Regions from separate parts of the Homo sapiens genome. Here region 1 is linked to region 2. Evidence: chromatin loops called from intact Hi-C (ENCODE). Cell type or tissue: endothelial cell of umbilical vein. All regions are shown on one strand. Links, peaks and the distances in the headings refer to the core of each region. The heading gives the core; the rest is flanking DNA. Region 1 holds the start of LOC124904466 (a long non-coding RNA gene). Region 2 has its middle 160 kb from the start of C1orf21-DT.

Region 1 (6,257 bases), core at 1,571-4,070, 70 kb before region 2:
TTAGGCATACCCTGGTCTAGAATGCCACCTGTCTATACAGTTCTCCCTCAGTATCTGAAGTGGATCAGCTCCAGGACCCCCACAGATGCCAAATTCCACAGATGCTCAAGTCCCTTACATAAAATGGCATAGTATTTGCATATAACCTACACATATCTTCTTGTATACTTCAAATAATCTCTAGATTACTTATAATCCCTAATAGAATGTAAATGCTATGCAAATAGTTGTTATACTGCATTATTTTTAGTTGTACCTTTTTCTATTGTTGTATTGCTATTTAAATGTTTTCAAATATTTTCCAATTTTCCAAGATTGGCTGAATCTGCACATGTGGAAACAGCACAGGCAAAGGCTGACAGTATGCAGCTTTATTTCTCTTTCTGTCATGCCCATGCATTCAGTCAAAAATTAAAATTATTTCTCTTTACCTCTCCACTTGCATATTCAACCATTATACATAGTTGTTCATCTATTTTAGAACAACCAGCCACATTTATTGCATGCCTATCATACCTACATCTTGATTTCACAAGAACACTGCAAAATAGTATTATTAATATTAATATGTTATGGTTTACATTTTAAAAATGAGAAATCTGGAGATCAGCGTGTTCAGGGGACTTGCCCAAGAACACGCTCATGTCAAAGGCTGGGCTTTGACTCAATTCTGTCTGATCTTAGATCCCATAATTGTGCCCTTTGCTATAGCCCCAAGGTACTGAAAGGTGCATCGCACATAGTGGGTGCTCAATAAACATTTTTTGAATGAATATGAGAACAATGAACTGTTTCCATTCCATCAGTCTGCCTGTACTCCCAGCCTGTTGGCACTGTTTCCTCTCTAGGCATGCAAAGCCTAGGGGAGTACAAACTAAGGTTTGACTCACCCTGGTATCCCACAGCATGCCTGGCCACATAGTAGGTTCTCAAATACTCATTAATTTGAATTGACTTGAACTCCTCCCAAGACCCCGCTTGGAAACTTTTTTGAAGGTTAATTTAGAATGAGAAAAGAGAACTTGAGGAAGAGAGTGTGCTAGTGATGATACAAGCCCCCAGCTAGCCTTGGTAACTGGAATGGGAAGCATTGGCCACCTCCTCCTGAGACTGGGCTCCAAGCCCTGCTTGGTAATGCAGGCAAAAGCATGTGATTCAGACAGCAGCAAAGCCACAGAACGGCACGCCAAGTTCAAAGTCATTGAAGCAAGTAGTGTAAGTGACAAAATTTAAAAGACAGAGACCTCTGTAGAAGAAGCCAGGGTACCCAGAATTGACAGCATTGAAAGCTGGGCTTAGGTGGAAATGACAAGAATCTCTGCCCTACCCCTAGCAGGAGGTCCTCGGTGAGTAGCTTATAAAATGCCCTTCTAAGTCCCTAAAGGAGCCCACTGCTGGATCAGCCAAGGCTGGGAAGGTCCTCGTGATCATGATTGAGGTTCTCACAGTCTTCCTGCCAAGGCTGCTCTTCGGGGCAGACAAAATGTACCGGGAGCTCCGCGGGTCATTTGTGTTTACATTTTTTCCCTCTTTACTGCTCTTGATGTTCACTCTTCCAAAATTATCAAGCTCTCACTCTAGCCTAGTTCAACAGAAACATTTCTCTACTTCCAGACTGTTTAGAGCTTCCTCTCCAGCCAGCAAAAGGCCCAGCCCATTACTGGTGCACAGGGGCACTGACCAGCAGCAGCTTGGCTTGTCCTGTTTGACGGGGCTTGGCCTCATTGCCCTTCTGAAGGAGGCCCAAATGCCCATGTCTATTCCATCCCCAGATGCCAGCGAAATTGCAAGGTGTTTTCAGTGACAGGGCACCTTGCAAAAGTGGGAGCATCTTTGCATACATCACCTGAAATGGGGTCAAGGAAGAAAAGATTCATGCAAGACCCATCAGGGACAGACACTGGTACCCAGTGGATATCAGCTCATAGCAATTCTGTGTGCACTTTGCAGATCAGGAAACTGAGGTTCTCCTGAGACACAGAGTTGAAAATCAGGGGGTCAGTTCCCCAAGGTCCCAGCTTCCTCATCCTTTACACTCAAATACATTGCAAGGGCATCTCTCTCACTGACCCCACCTCTCAGAAGGGAATTTGTTCTCTCCTTTTTCCTCCTCCCTCAACCACTGATTCAGGAAGAAACTAATAAACTCATGATTTGTAAAGTTTTGTTCCTCAGCTCTTCTCAGATACGCTTCAGTTGAAAACACAGTGTTCATTCATTCCAGATTTCCCAAGACACTTCCAATTTCATGCAATGTTATAATTGTAATAAATTCATTTACTTCAATTTGTGACGAAGTATAATTTCATTTCATATCATTTTAAGGTATTGCATGTACACAAATTCAGAAACTGGAAAGAATATGTTTTGTTAAATGCCATGCCCTGATTTTTGAATTGGAAAATATAAAATGTGTTCCATCTCTGCTGTGCATGCACATAGCATAACATGATCACAGGAAATTCTTCACCTTAGTTCTTCTTTGGTCTGGCTTTTTTTTTTTTTTTTTTTTGAGAGGAGGTTCTCTGTTCCAGGCATAGGGAGAACTGTTGTATATCCCTCATTGCAGGCACAGCCCCGGAATCTTCCAGCCCTTTCGCCAAACAGATTCTTCACCATGTGGTCTCAGTTTCCCTGCCCGAAAAAGTCAAGATATGTTTCTCAATCTTGTAGCAACAGCTGCTCCCACCCCAAGGATTCCCCTACTCAAACCCGAGTGAAGAATGAAGCTGGTTTCTGTTTTAGGAACCAAACAAAGTCCTGCCCCTCCTCAGGGGCCCCCCTTTGGACTGGCTCCCTTCCCTCTGTTTGGATAGCCCACTCTTTCCAAACCACTGAGTCATTTCCTCTCCGGGACTTTCTCATTAAAATCTTCCTGTTTGCTATAGTTCTGGAGCCCCTCTCTGAGTTACCGTTTCCTTCCTCATCCCCACTGAGCTGATTAATTAATAGCCCAGCACCGCCCTGCAATCTCTCCCACTGCGGCGTTCCTTCCCACTCTCATGTCGGCTGGAATCTCTACACTTCGTACACATTTGTACAAAGCCTCGGAGTTCCTAAAGCTGTGAGGGGAATGGAGGATACCACTCCTCTCCGGCAAGGTATTGCTTGAAAGATAAATTGGGAAGATGAGTGCCTAGAAACGGGCAGCAGAGAAAAAAAACCTACCAACAGCTTGTCCCAGAGCCGCCAGGCACAGCAAGTGCAGCAGTTGGGATACAGGCTCTAATTAATGCGCTAGGAGCTGCTCGACCCTGAGCAGCCCCTTCCTCTCCCAGAAGACAGCTGCGGTCTCCTCGAAGCCCCGGTTTGGAGGGTTGTGTGCACATCTGAGACCTGCTGACCCTGACAACAGGCAACAGATTGCAGCACCAAGGCAGAACTCCATGGGACAGAAAGACAGAAGACACCGGGGCTCTTTCGTTCAGTGACGGCGTGAAGAGGACTGTCACAGTCAACATGGCACCTTCATTCTTCTATTGGGCTTTTTTTTTTTTTTGGCGGGGTCGGGGAGGCAGTTCTCTGTTCCCGGCACACAGAGAACTGTTGTATCTTTCTCATTGCAGGCACAGCTCCAGAATATTCCAGCCCCTTCTCTAAATAGATTCTTGATCAAATGAAACATCCTGGGCTGAACTGAGGGCAGTGCCATTTTTGCCCAGTGGGTATTTGGTAAATGTTCATGGAAGCAAGTCAAACTGAAGTTCAAAAAGTACATGATTTGCATTCGTTGAAGTACAAAAAAAGGTACATAACAATAGAGATGGACTGCAAACTCATCCACTGACTCAACACCTTCCATTATCTATTCATGTTATCCCATTGCTTCTCATTGTGAAAAGCCCCCGGGAGATAGTTTGGGGGTGACGGGTCATTGGCTGTCCCTTAAATCCCATCATGTTGGCAATCCCCTTCCCCAGTAACGTATGAGGTTCACATGATCTCAGAGCTGCACGTATGGCTCTACAGTAATCCCCATAGCAGCACATTCCACTTGGAAAAGTTGCTTTCAAAGTGTACTTATAATTGCTAATCATCACTGTAGTCTGGCAGCTTCCATGGAAGCGTGACTGGCATGTTCTGGGGCTGGCCCCTTGCCCTCTGATTCACAGGACACCTGTCTCAGTCCTCCCCAAACCCCATCCTGCTTCCTCTGCTCTCCACCTCATTCCCACCTCTGCACAAGCCTGGATCCTGTGGCACAAGTGATCCTTCCTTCTCCTCCTAGATTTCCAAATCTCTCCATTCCCTGGGACTTACTGCAAATTGCTAAACTCTTCTCCATTTCCAAATAACTTGTTCCTCCTCGTGCTTCCCAGGGTCCTCCTTTTCATTTCCTCCCAGGGGGTACCACTCATAGCATATCCTGGTAGTGATCCAGGGGTTTTCATTCACAAAGAATACAACCTGAATGGCGACGGCTCTCCTTGTGAAAAGATGGGCACACCTGCCCCCTCCACAACAACCTGTGTCTCTCCTTCCCTCCATTACCAACTTCTTACAAGAGCAGCCTGTAGTTCCTCACCCCTCCCTGGGTAAAAGTCTTCATGCATTTCCCACTGTGAGGTCAGAGGCCTAGTGTTAATTAACCCTCATCCTGCCTACCTGTCTGCAGCGTTTGGGACCTGATCATTCCTGTTTCTGGGAACACTCTCCTCCTCTGGCTTTCCTGCTTCTTCTGTTCCCTCATGGCTCCTCCTCAGTCTCTGACCAGCTCTCCTTCCAGTCTTCTCTCTGAAATCTTGATGTTGCTAAAAGCTGTTTCCTCAGCCACCTTCTTGTTTTTCACATGCTCTTCCCTGGGCAACGTCATTTACTCCCTTGGCTTTGATTAAACTTACACACTTAAACTGATAACCTTTCTGCTTACTAAATTAAAAACCTCTTATAATTACAAAGCAGCCCATGTATAGATAAACAAAAATAAGAAAATAAAAATACACTATTCCCACCATCCAGAGCATACCACTGTTAATATCCTATTGTACATCCTTCCAAAATTTTTAGGCATGCATATATATGCAGACATATCTTTTTTTTACAAACTGAGAAAAATACCGTTTTATGAATTGTTACATACTGTTTTTATAAAACTTTCCATGTCAATATATGTCACTATATTTTACCTAATATCCAGTCTATATCTGATGATCTAAATCATTCCCGAAACGTCTTTTGTAGTTCGTTTGTCCAATCAGGAACCAATTCAGGCCTACACATTGCATGGATATTTCTTAAGCCCTTTTCCAAGCATAAACATGACATTAGGCTTGTTAAATGAATTTGGCCATTTAGCCTAAGGAACAACCCATTTTCTGGATTTGACAAGCTGCTTTCTTGTGGGTTCATTTAGCTTGTTTCTCTGACCTTCTTATTTCTTATAAACTGAAAGTCAAATGTGGCCAGGCGTGGTGGCTCTTGCCTGTAATCCCAGCACTTTAGGGAGCTGAGGCAGGAGGATCACTTGAGCCCAGGAGATCGAGACCAGCCTGGTCAATATAGTGAGACCTCATCTCTTAAACAACAAAACAAAAGAGAAAGTAAAAGGCAAAAGCATGGTGGATTCAATTTAAACCTTGTTAGCTAGATTATATCATAGGAGATATGTACTTCTTATTGTATTTTGTCATGATATATATATTTTCTGGTTCGCCCACTGTTAGAGATTCTAGTAGTGACCAGTGAATTAAGGCAAACAACAATTTTCTTCTTCCAAGAAACATTATGTTTTCCCTCCTGTGACTACAAGGTAATCTGTGTGGTGTTATCTGGGCAATGCACAAATGTTCAGTTCCCCCTCAACAATGTGCTAATGCTTTAATACCAGTTTATACTTGTTGCTGAAGTCAATACTTTTAATAAGGCATTTGTAACCACCCACTGGGTTCATTTTTCATGGTGCCCAGATAGAGCCAATTTATCAAGATAGGGGAATTGCAATAGAAAAAGAGTTAAATACACTTCAAGCTTGCTAAATGGAAGACTGCAGTTTTATTATTACTCAAATCAGCCAGCCCAAAAATTCAGAGGCTAGAGGTTTTTAAAGATATTTTGGTGAACAAGGGGCTAGGGAATGGGGAATGCTGGTTGGTTGGGTTGAGGATGAAATTATAGGGAGTTGAAGCTGTCTTCTTGCACTGAGTCAATTCCTGGGTAGAGGCCACAGGACCAGATCTGCCAGTTTACCAGTCTGGGTGGTGCCAGCTTATCCATCAGAATTCAGGGTCTGAAAAATATCTCAAGCACCAATCTTAGGT
Region 2 (6,257 bases), core at 2,272-4,771:
AGTCAACTTGAAGTTGTAAGATTCCTTGAGTGTCATTGAGAAATGTAATAGGGAGTGGGTGGCTTGGCTGGTAGCTTAAATGGTGCCAATGATTGTAAAGTCATAGGTACCATCCCCCAAAAGCCAGAATGATTTCCTCTGTTCTGCTGACACAGAGAGCATCACAAATCTTGGCAAATATATCATTGGTTACATGGTTGATCAGACAAGGCAGGGAGGAGTGAATCGTGTCAAATGGACCACCACCACTGAAACTCAAACCTGCCCCCACGCTGGTGATTTTTGTGGATTCCTTTAAGAGGAATGGTGAGTGTCTTCTAAGAGTAAGAAGGGTTAGCAGTGTTCCAGCTTACCTACAAAATGTGAAACTGAGAAAGCCCACTGGGGCGACTTCCATCTTTATTGCTAAAGAGTAAGAAATAGAGACTTGGTCATTCTCACTGTCATTTTTGTGATTTTTCTGAACCTGAAGGTATATAATGAGGAAAAATGAGACAAATTCAAGCAAAGAGAAATTTGGGCAGAATCTCTGGAGGGAAAAATAATCATGGTGAAATCCATTAGACTACGTAATAGTCATCCCCAAGGGGGATGACGTAAGCCTCATAGTTGCAGTCATTTAAATGTAGACTGAACCATGCATTTGTGAGCAGACCCCAGGGAACAATCCTGCATTGCACAGGGGATAGGGAAAGCGATAGGCCAGATGACCTAATAGATCTTCTGTAACTTAATTTCTAGGGTTGTGGGATCCTAATTAAAATGAACTATATTGCCTGTTATGAACCCTCCATGTTAATATTCTGTAAGGTCTCCAGGCAAGTCAAGGGGGTCTTGGCTTTTTCTTATTTCTTTTGAGCCAGAACCCACAGGCTGCCTTAAGCACCTAGCTGCTGTCCATCACTTCTTATAGCTGACAAAGCTTGACTTAAAAAAAAGTTTTTAAAGAAAATTACAGCACATATTATGAACTAACATTTTATACAAATTAATTGAGTGAAATGAGAGAAGTATGCTTCATTCTTTGACCTGTGATAATAAATATTCTTCCGGTCAATAACACGACGGTGAGTCAGCCCTGCGATGGAGGCAGTTGTCGCCATATAACACACAGGACTCCAATCTGCTTCCTCACATCTAGTGCTGACTTTTCCTTTTAGCTTTAATGATGTTTGAAAGGGAATATTGACGCTGGAAAAATCTTAGAGAGGCTCCACCAATCACAGACGAGCGCAATTCTCCACTAATGTGGGCCTCTTTTCCTTGACTTCCTCTAGACATGGAACTCCACTGAGGATTCTCAGGCAGGGCCACTGGCGAGCTGGCCAGAGCTGCTCTGAGAACCACCAGTGAAGGGCAGAGGGCACTTTAGCCCCAAAAGTAGTAGCAGTTTAGGGCAGGTGGAAGAGACGGGTGGTTCAATTGCCCCATGTGGCGTTTCAGGTGGGCCACATGGGTCAATTGAGTCTTATCAACTTGTGTCTTATCTAGCAATTGAATGCCATTGCTAGATAAGAGTGGTGACCTCCAGCTGGTAAGTTATTTTATCAGCCTTGTCCCATCCCAAGGATCCCCAAAAAGGCCACAGAACTCTGCCAGCAGGAAGTAGACACCGGTGTGCATCAGAGAATATCAAACTCTACCTATTTTAAATTTATAAACTGGATTCTAATTAGCCTGCAGGGAGTTTCCATGGAAATTGGAGATATCACTTTGCAACAGTATAAGATCACAGCATCAAGTAGACGGGAAAAGTGGAAAATCTCTATTCTTTTAGGAATCAGCTGGAGTCACCTCGCTATGAAATTGTCCCTGACCCAGGCAGATTCCAGGTGTTCCCACTTCCATTACAGTATTTGTAGTATGTAATTGTCAGTGTACATATCTACATCCCGCAGACGGGGGAGACACTGTCATTGTTTCTGTTTTTCTCCAGAATATGGCTCAGTTCCTGATACAGAAGACACTTAAAAACAACAACAACAACAACAAAACTTGTTCGATTATTACAGTGATGTCTTAGAACATTGGTTTCTTCATCTATAAAATGGCATAATAATACTAATTCAGTTGGCTGTTCTGAGGATTAAATGCCAGAACAAATAAGTACTTACAACAATGCCCAGCTCCTAAATAATGTGTAGTTCCTATCCCCGCTTATCTTGTGTGAGAGGATTATTTTTGGTTTTGATAGGTATCAGGCAAAAAGGGTTTTTTAAAACAGCAAATAAATCAGAATATTCCACACTTGTAGTCTGCATTTTGTGTTGCCATTTGATTGGGTTTCTAGACTAGGCCAGCATTTTATATTCTGTAAGCATGGTAGAGGTTATATTATCTCCAGCCCCAAATCTTGGACATTAAACCTTTTCCTCATTGCTCACTCGGCTAGATATACATTATTAATAAATGAGATTTCTGAGATGTTTAGACTTGATTCTAAACATTCATGAAATAAACTTGGAGAATGAGTAACTATCATCAGTGATGATAAAAATGAGCTTGGGAAGATACCCTGTGTGTTGATTCTGATGAGAATTTTACCTTTATTGGACACCAGAATATTTCCAGGTATTCCCTGAAAACTCCCCTAGAGATGTCTTAACTCTTCTTTGATGGTTAATATTAAGTGTCAACTTGATTGGATTGAAGGATGCAAAGTATTGTTCCTGGGTGTGTCTGTGAGGGTGTTGCCAAAGGAGATTAACGTTTGAGTCGGTGGACTAGGAGAGACAGACCCACCCTCAATGTGGGTGGGCACCATCTAATCAGCTGCCAGCATGGCTAGAATGAAGCAGACTTGCTGAGTTTTCCGCCCATCTTCTTTCTCCCGTGCTGGATGCTTCCTGCTCTCAAACATCAAACTCAAGTTCTTCAGCTTTTGGACTCTTGGACTTACACCAGTGGTTTGCCAGGGACTCTCAGGCCTTCGGCCACAGACTGAAGGCTGCACTGTCAGCTTCCCTACCTTTGAGGTTTTGGGACTCAAATTGGCTTCTTTGCTCCTCAGCTTGCAGATGGCCTATTGTGGGACTTTACCTTGTGATCATGTAAGTCAATTCTCCTTAATAAACTTTCCTTTATATATACATCTATCCTATTAGTTCTGTCCCTCTAGAGAACCCTAATACACTTTATTTTTACAAAACAAGAAGTGCTTATAGAATGACTTTTCAAGGAGGTTTATGCGATCAAAACACACTACAGTGTGATGCTGGGTTTGCAGGGCGACCATGGAACTGTTGGGCAGAAACTCACATATAGAATAGCCTGCTACCAACCAAAGCCAGGTTTCATCTTTCCCACCAGCAGAATCCACCTCTTCCAAATCCACCCACATCATTGCATGGCCTGCAGGTAGGCTTTTCAGCTTCCTCTGATTGTCATACCAGGCACTGGGCCTATAAAAAGCAAAGCGGAGGCTGAGAGGAGGCAGAGGCAAACACTGAAGGTGTTTCAGAGGCCTATTCCCCCTGTGTATGGTGAGCACAGCACCTGGCAATGGATCGGGCTCTCCCACCCAAGCCCCATGCCCACTCTGGCCCCTTACCCCTCAGCCTTGGTGCCCTGGGTTCCCTAGTTCTTCTGTGGCCTCGACTCCCAACTGTGTGAAACCTGCATTGTCTTGGAGTCAGTGAGCTACTGCCTTCTCTATTTCCTGCTTTTAATTCCAGTTGACTCTTGACTTACAATCATGTATTCTTACTGGAATTGCCTCCCTGAAGGGCAGAAATTCCCTTTCTCCTGCTCTTTTGCCCCATCTGCCCTCTGCTGGCCATCGATAGGTACTGCGGTCAACCCTGAAAAGCCGTTTTTCCCAGTAGCATGTACCGAAGCTGTTTGCTCTTTCCTAATTCAGACGCTTTCTTTTTCTTCTTTTTAAAATTTTGGTTGCATTGCCTCAGAGTTTTTCAAAGCAACACGGAAACACCCTTTCTCTTTCCATGTCCCCAGTGACCATGTCATGGATCTGCCGTAAAGCATCTCTTACAGTAGTGGTCTCCAACCTTTTTGGCACCAGGGACCGGTTTCATGGAAGGCAATTTTTCCATGGACCAGCGGGGTGTGGGGATGGTTTCGGGATGATTCAAGCCCATTACATTTATCGTGTGCTTTATTTCTGTTGTTATCACATTGTAATATGTAATGAAATAATTATATAACTCACTGTAATGTAGAATCAGTGGGAGCCCCTGGCTTGTTTTCCTGCAACTAGAAGGTCCCATCTAGGGGTGGTAGGAGACAGTGACAGATTTCCAGGCATTAGATTCTCATAAAGAGCCTGCCATTAATCTACAGCATCAGTGTTACGCTGTAGAATGGTTCAGAATCTTAGCCACCGAGATCCCTCGCATGCGCAGTTCACAGTGTGGTTCATGCTCCTATGAGAGCCTAATGCTGCCGCTGATCTGACAGGAGGCGGAGCTCAGGTGGTGATGCTGGCTGGCCCACACTCACCTCCTGCTGTGCAGCCCGGTTCCTAACAGATACCAGTCCGTGGCCCTGGGGGTTAGGGACCCCCGTCTTACAGCATCCAGCGGGGCCAGGCACTTGGTTAAGTAGATCCTTGATGACTGAAACGTGACAATGCTGAAATGGCTGTGGAGTACTGTTTGGAGTTTGTGGGGGTGGGGTTTGTAAACTGGAGAACTTTATGTTAGAGTTTCTTATTATTGACATTTGAGGCTAAATAATTCTTTGTTGTCTGAGTCTCTCCTCCACGGTGTAGTATGTTTCGCAGCACCTCTGGCCTCTACCCTCCACGTGCCAGTAGCACCTTCCCCAAGTTTGTTGTCCTCACAGACAACCAAAAATGTCTTCTCTACTCACTCCCAAATGTCCTGGGGGGGCAAAATCACTCACTGCGGAGAACCATGGCATTAGGGTGATGGAGTAGAAAGCCTGCTCTACTCAGAAGGACTTCTAAGTGCCAGAAGGTGCAGGTCTGCTCTCTGGGGCCACTCAGTGCTTTGAAGGACACCTGATTTATTTTGGAGATGGACACTTAACTGCTGAATACACTGGCATGGGTGGGTGGTCCCATCGAGAGTTTTTCTCAAAGGTTTTCAATGACTCCTCTTGTGTTCTCTGGCCTATCCTACTCCAGCTCTCAATTCTGCTAGGCTTGAGTTCCAGCGTCAGAGCCTTTCTGAGCCTCTCTTCTCAGTCTTAGCCTCCCCTCCTTCCCTCTCTCTCCACCCACCTTCTGGCCGTCTGGGAAGCTTCAGCTTCATCCTGCTTCCCCAGCACTGCTCCTCCATCCACCTTTTTTTCTTCCATAGATTCGTTAAAAACATCTTGTCTGAAGGCAGTTCTCCCCTTTCTACATCACCATGGGTTTTTTTTGCAGAATTTTCTTCCATTACAATCACTGATTGTAATCAATTCTCTTTCCCCCAGGTCTCTGCCTCCTCTCTGTCAGGAAGGAGAGAGAGAAGTTAACCACACAGAACTGACCACCCTCTTTACCCAGAAGGAGCTGATCAGCCATCTTTAGGCAGAAGGCTTCCTCCAGCTGCACCCAGATTCCCCTTCTGTCTCCCACAGCACCCTGGGCTTACTTCTCCAGATCATGTAACACCCTGTGCTAAGATTGTTTATCTCTTGTCTGACTTCTTGAGTGGATCATAAGCTCTTTGAATGCAGGCATTGTGTCTTCTCACTCGCAACATCTCCAGTGTTGAGGACAGAAGTGCCCACAGTGCATAGGATATACTCAATAAAGGATTATCAAATGTCATGGAAATAAGGCCTTAATTTAAATTCAGTGGGAAGAGATTTTCTTGAACTTTAAGAAGACTTGGGGACAAAATTTGAACTTCTTGTATGTGTTTCTCCTCAAAGAGCATAGCTCTGCCTTAATTCTTCTGAATCTGACATCGAGCCTCTGGAGTTTACTAGACTCTTAGGCTGGGAAGCTCTTGGTCCATTTTTGATCCACTGCATTCTGCAGTGAGATGAAGCCCATTCCTCTGACATCCCACTTGGTGTGCCATGCTGATAAACCCATAACACTGATGCTGTAGATTAATGGCATGCCTTCACTTATGAACACTTTTTCCCCATGGTGACTAATGGCATTTTGATGGTGTCTCCTTAGACAGCTGCCTAAATATAAAGCAGTATGAGCTAAAAGAATAAATTGAAAATGTCAGTCGTTTTGTGTAATCCTTCCATAATATTATCTGGGAGCCCAGCCTAGCTTTATGGAAATCATTCAGTAGAATCAGACAAGATTTTTCCTACAGCACTTTTAT

The links. Peaks named below come from ENCODE experiments on the same cell type or tissue, not always from the same donor. Only the 100,000 strongest peaks of a DNase experiment are listed, where the experiment ranks them.
Region 1: a loop joins it to region 2, with 6 times the contacts of the local background. A loop is called at or near these places in 11 of 110 quality-filtered maps.

The regions. Positions count from the first base shown.
Region 1 is chr1:184,149,873-184,156,129 of GRCh38, forward strand. LOC124904466 (a long non-coding RNA gene) reads right to left here and starts at 3,844. Exons shown (of 2, transcript XR_007066765.1): 1 at 3,169-3,844; 2 at 482-2,634. In endothelial cell of umbilical vein, for the core only: no CTCF peak of the experiment used is centred there; a DNase peak (open chromatin) is centred at 2,849; H3K4me3 peaks cover 985 bases; H3K27ac peaks cover 1,218 bases.
Region 2 is chr1:184,218,988-184,225,244 of GRCh38, forward strand. No RefSeq gene overlaps it. Among named protein-coding and RNA genes, the nearest start is that of C1orf21-DT, 160 kb to the right of the region's middle. RefSeq lists an enhancer at 4,446-4,979. In endothelial cell of umbilical vein, for the core only: a CTCF peak has its summit at 3,779 (motif pointing left); a DNase peak (open chromatin) is centred at 3,784.